2 separate regions of the Homo sapiens genome follow, and region 2 is linked to region 1. The links are chromatin loops, found by intact Hi-C in ENCODE. Cell type or tissue: PC-9. All regions are shown on one strand. Links, peaks and the distances in the headings refer to the core of each region. The heading gives the core; the rest is flanking DNA.

Region 1 (2,810 bases), core at 210-2,709:
AGTCTCAAGAGTTGAAAGCTGTAAGGAGTTTAGGGGCTTAGAGACTTAAAAGATGATAATTAAGAACCAGTGGCTCACTCCTGTAATCCCAGCACTTTGGAAGGCCAAGGCGGGTGGATTGCTTGAGCCCAGGAGTTTGAGGCCAGCCTGGGCAACATGGCAAAACCCCGTCTCTACAAAAAATATAAAAATTAACCAGGTGTGGTGGTGCATGCCTGTAGTCCCAGTTACCTGGGAGACTGAGGTGGGAGGATCGGTTGAGCCTTGGAGGTCAAGGCTGCAGGGAGCACAGATTGGGCCACTGCACTCCAGCCTGGGTGACAGAGTGAGACCCTTGTCTCAAAAAAAAAAAAAAAAAAAAAAAAAAAGCAACCAACATTGAAAGTTATGAGGAAGGATGTCAAACTTAGTAGTGCTGTGAATTTTTACCAGTATTTTAAAGTGAAAAATTTAAACTTGAATGTTTGGGAATTTAGGGTATAGTAGGAAATATCAGCAATGTTAATAGGATTTTATGCATGAAGAAGTTATAGAAAATTTATACATTATCTTATTTTATTCACATAGCAGTCTGATCACACATGGTCCAAGGACACTCAAATAAGAAGTCAAATATAATCAGATGTTAAAGGCTGATTTTCAAACATTATAGCCAATAACACCTTGCTCACCTGTGATCTCACTGATATAAAACCATGTCCGCACCTCAGTGGCCTGCAAAACATTCAGCACAGCTTTTTAAAATATAAGCTATTTAAAGCACTGTTGATCATCTTATCCAGGCTCTAAGTATCTGCAGTGATCTCGGCAGGGGTTGGAGGATCCAACCTCTCCTGACATAGTGTCAAAATGTGGCCAAAGGAGGTTTCCAGTAAGTGTGAACTAAATGATGAGAACTCATGGACACAAAGAGGGGAACAACAGACACTGGGGGCCCATTGGAGGGTGGAGGATGGGGGGAGGGAGAGGAGCAGAAAAATTAACTATTGAGTTACTAGGCTTAGTACCTGGGTCATGAAATAATCTGTACATCAAATCCTCATGACAGGAGTTTGCCTATATAACAAGCCTGCACAGGTACTCCTGAGCCTGAAATAAAAGTTAAAAAAAAAAAAAAAAAAAAAAAAAAAAGTAGGTTTCAGGAAACTCACAGCAGTGTTTGTCAGAGCCCCAGAGCCTTCTCAGTGAGGTAACAGGCAAATTGGACTGTGGTTCTAGAATGGAAAGTTCATTACCCCAATGGCTGGCTGAATTGGGCATAGATATAAGACTGATAACAAGAAAGGATTCCAGGAAGTAGAGGTGTGGAAAGAGATTAGTGCTTTAGCCATGAATTTGAATTGGCAGTGACACATGAGAAATCTGGGGTGAGGGAGGAGAGGGAAGTCAATAATCATTTGGGTGAGGGATCACTCAGCGAAGCCTTGAGAAGTCATCGGAATGAAGATTTGAGATGAGTCATTGAAGAATCACTTAGTTGTACTGTTCTTTCCTTTTCTCAGTTTTCTTAGCTGGACTTCCTTTTTTTTTTTTTTTCCTTTCTTGTGTCATTTTCTCAATTCCCTATAATAAAATCTTCAGAATATATGAAATTGTGTGTGTGTGTGCGTTTGTCTATACCTTTTTGCAAAGTAATAATGCAATTTAATTTCTGAAGCTATCTAGAAATGTAAGAGATATCAATTGGCATATAAAAGACCATCTCAGTAATGACGACTTCATTATTTTGCATTGCATAAAACCTGGAGGTCTTTGGTTAGAAGGTTTGTTCACTGGTTCAGTCATACCACCAAGGCTCAGGTTCTTTGTCTCTCTCCATCCTGCCATTCTCAGCATGTGGCTCTCCATTATTTGGTATGCCACCTCATGGTCACCAAATGGCTGCTGCATCTCTTGATATCACATTCTCACACATGAGTGTTGAAAACAGAAAAAAAAATCTAAGGGCAAAATAACTTCTCTTGTTAAAATGCCATCTTTTCGTCAGAAAAAAAAAATTTCCCAGAAGGATCTCCACAGATTTTCTTCTTATATTTCACTGAACAGAACTGGGTCACATGTCTTAACTCCATTCTATCAAAAGGAGTAGGGGAATGGAATGACCATGACTGATTTAGACTTTGGAGCTGGGGCTAGGCCTGGAGCCCACCTTCCCTGAATGTGTTTCTTTCCAAACTTAGGGTTTTGTTAGTAAGGAAGAAAGTACTAACATCAAATAGTGACTGTCAGACAAGATAGAGTAAGGCAATTGGCAAAGGTCTTTAAGGAGCAACTTGGCTTTGTGGAGGGGGTATATGTTTGGAGCCCTGTGGGCTTGGGCTTAAATCCTACTTATCACACGTGCATCTTTGGACAAGTAAATTATTTAACCTCTGAATCTCAGTTTTCTCATTAACCGGAGAGATGAGTTATTATCTTGAAGAGAATAAATAAGTTACTATGTATAAAGCACTAGCCTAGAGCCATTTTGTCCTACCTCAGTTTGAGGTTTGGTGCCCAAACTCAGGGTCCCTGTAGTTAACTGTTCTTAATCATTGTTTTTTAAAATTGTCACCCCCAAATGTGTGCCTAGTCAGTGAGAAGCAATGAATTAGTGGCCCAGGTCTAGACAGCTTATGGCTTCAGAGCAGTGTTTCACAACCTAAGTTTCCTGGAGTCGTGAGGAGTCACCCAGGGTTAGTAAGGGTGGAACTGGAAAGTTATGAACAGCCATATGAAACATAACAATAAAAATAATATGTCTGCCTTCCTTTTTTCCCCTTCAAAGATAAAAATATTAGTTTAACGACATTTATAACAACATTTACTTA
Region 2 (2,810 bases), core at 238-2,737, 54 kb before region 1:
TGGGAAATTAAGAAAAGATGACCTTCAATTTGTGGTCTACTTTGGGACCGTGACTTTGGCTGATCTCCAAGTCCTGACTTGAAAACTCTAGTGAGAACAACCAGTGTAAAACTGAGCTCAATGCCTTTTGGTATTTCTGAGACAGAACACATGAACCAGGAACCAAGCCAAAAATAATTGGAGATGGAAGTCAGTGATATATTCAAAGGCATTTAAAAAGTATCGGTATCAATATCAAACAGAGAAAGCTCTTTTAAATGAGGGGTTTTGTTTCTGAAGTATTAAGTTCCATCTTAGATGGAACCTACATAGAACCTTCAGAGTCAGGAACTGAAAAGTAGAGTATTTGATGGCAGTGGCTCTAAACCTATAGTGGCATGTCAGCACTAAGATGTTTGTAAGACCAGACATTTCAGTTGATATATAGATAATGTGTGTACCTCTGTGTGTGTGCATGTGTGTGTGTGTGCGTGTGTGTGTGTTTAGGGTAATGGTGGTTGGAGGAGTCAGTCATTTTAAAAACCTCTCCAGGTGGGTCTGACTTGGCTTTCAGCTCTGCCTTGAAAACTCCTGACCATGAACCTTGCCACAGTTGACAGTCTTACCAAGTCCACTGATTAAGAGGCCTGAGCACAGTTTGGAGGGAAAGAACTACCCATAGTTAGGTGGAACCCTGCTCAACTCAAAGCAGGAGGTCAGTGAGTACTTGAGGAATATCAAGTAAACTTTAACCGACCCAAGAAGTTTGTGGCGGAGGGGAAAGCCTGATAACAGGAGTGTAACCAAAGTCCTTAATGCCTTGTTCACATTATAGTGCCATGGCCAAGCATAAATGGCACGGTCAGGCTGCCTGGGTCCAAATCTAGCTCTTCCACTTACTGGTGGTACAATTTTGGTAAGTTATTCTCTATGCCTCTATTTCTATAAAATGAAGACGATAATAAGAGTTTTTTGGGGGATTTTAAATGAGTGTCCCTGTAAAGCACTTAGAATGGTGACAAGTACATAGTAAATATTTACTATTTGTTAGTTGTCATTATGTCATCTTTATTATTATTCTCCCATCTCTGACTCAATCTCTTGACCAGGAAGGCTCCTGGTGTCTTCCATCTTCTCCTCCATGTGTTCCTGCTCCAGAAAGTTTCCACCCAAGTAATTATTTCCTGTCCTTTCCTCTTATTCAAACCTGACCTGCCCCATTAGGGCTTAACCAGCCATGCTCTTTTCCTGGTCTAAATTCCCTGGGGAATTAGAAACCACACCATCTAGCACCATTTCTGGGCTGTTAGATTACACCTAAGAAGTAAAGGATTAATTTTATTGTGTGCTACATTATTTCATTGTTTTACATTCTCGCTTGGTTACTTCTTGTTGTCAACTAGGTTGTAAACTAAAGGTCAGAGGCTGAACCTTTTCCATCTTTTGTAACCACCATAAATCCTTAATGCCAAGTGTACAGCTGGTGCTTGAGGAAAAGAGGAGGTATGGCAAAGGTGAAGACCGTGGCTCGACTTGCCTTCCTGGGCTCAGGTCCAGGCATGACTAGGAGGTGTTGTGTAATCTTGAGCAGGACATTTCACTTTCTCAAGCCTCTGCTCATTACTCTAATAGTTTTTGAGGAGTAAATAATATAATTCATAAGACACTTAGCAGATAACTTGGCAGTTTGTAATTGCTCAGTAAATGTTTATAAACAGAAGCAAGAGATGACACTGAAATTAATAGGAGATCCCTGATCCATGGTTAAGATCCTTATTGGGGTATTACTCAGAACCTTGTTATTTCATCTGTATTTGAATCTCCTTCATGCTGTTCAGGACAAAGAATTCTAGAGGACATTGGCACCGCCCGGAAACTCACTTTTTTCAATGTAACCTTCTCCATATTGTTGTTTGATGTCTGGAGACAGCTGCTCCCAAATGGCGAGTTTTTTTTCAATTACCTTTACTGGATCTGCCAAGTTTGTTTTGAACAATCCTGGTTCAATGCATGAGACGTGCACACCAAAAGCTTTCATGTCCCGTCTGTGAAAAGAACCCATTGAAGATGTTTAATCCGGGTTTGTTTAGAAAATATTTGCTATTTGAGTGACTATTTTCTCACGAATCTTTTCATGGAATCACAGATTTGGGTGCATTTGAAAGAAATATCTTATTCTCTCTCCCTTTCATTTTGCAAGTGAGGAAACTGAGGTTCAGAGTGGTGAAGTGAGGACTAGTTAACGGCAGGACAGGAAAGGGATCTGGGTGGACACCACCCCCAGTCCACTGTTGTTCTTCCTAGAGTGTTCTCCACGCTCTCATCATTGACTAAGTGGACATTCAGGTTATGAACAGGTTTCTTATCAGTACTTAAACCACCTTATGGTGAAATGAACTAATGATAGCCTGGATGGACAAGTTCACCTCCATTCTAGCAACATAAGGAGATTGCAGCACAAATGAGGATGTGCTGAAGGACACAATACGATAATCCCTGATGTGACTAACCTGCTCCCTATGCTGTTGAGCAAGTTTTATTTTATTTTATTTTATTTTATTTTATTTTATTTTATTTTATTTTATTTTATTTTATTTTATTTTATTTTATATCATGCTGCAGCAGAAAACTAAAAGCCTACTCATTCCCTAGGCATCAAGGTTTTACAGGAATCATGGTGCCCCTTTCTTTAAAGCAAACCAATATACAGATGTTCCTGTGGGGTCACATCCTGATAAACTCATTGTAAGTTGAAAATATCCTATGTCAAAAAATGCATCTAATATACCTAACCTGTCAAACATCATGGCTTAGCCTAGCCTACATTAAAC

What was found. Hi-C counts contacts between places; a loop is a spot of excess contacts. Peaks named below come from ENCODE experiments on the same cell type or tissue, not always from the same donor. Only the 100,000 strongest peaks of a DNase experiment are listed, where the experiment ranks them.
Region 2: a loop joins it to region 1, with 3 times the contacts of the local background. A loop is called at or near these places in 6 of 110 quality-filtered maps.

What each region holds. Positions count from the first base shown.
Region 1 is chr2:169,037,084-169,039,893 of GRCh38, reverse strand. No RefSeq gene overlaps it. Among named protein-coding and RNA genes, the nearest start is that of ABCB11, 7.2 kb to the right of the region's middle. In PC-9, for the core only: no CTCF peak of the experiment used is centred there; a DNase peak (open chromatin) is centred at 1,263; H3K27ac peaks cover 2,071 bases.
Region 2 is chr2:169,091,004-169,093,813 of GRCh38, reverse strand. It overlaps DHRS9 (dehydrogenase/reductase 9), which reads right to left. Exons shown (of 5, transcript NM_001376924.1): 4 at 1,861-2,024. Among named protein-coding and RNA genes, the nearest start is that of DHRS9, 23 kb to the right of the region's middle. In PC-9, for the core only: no CTCF peak of the experiment used is centred there; DNase peaks (open chromatin) are centred at 1,433, 1,743 and 2,363; H3K4me3 peaks cover 709 bases; H3K27ac peaks cover 2,154 bases.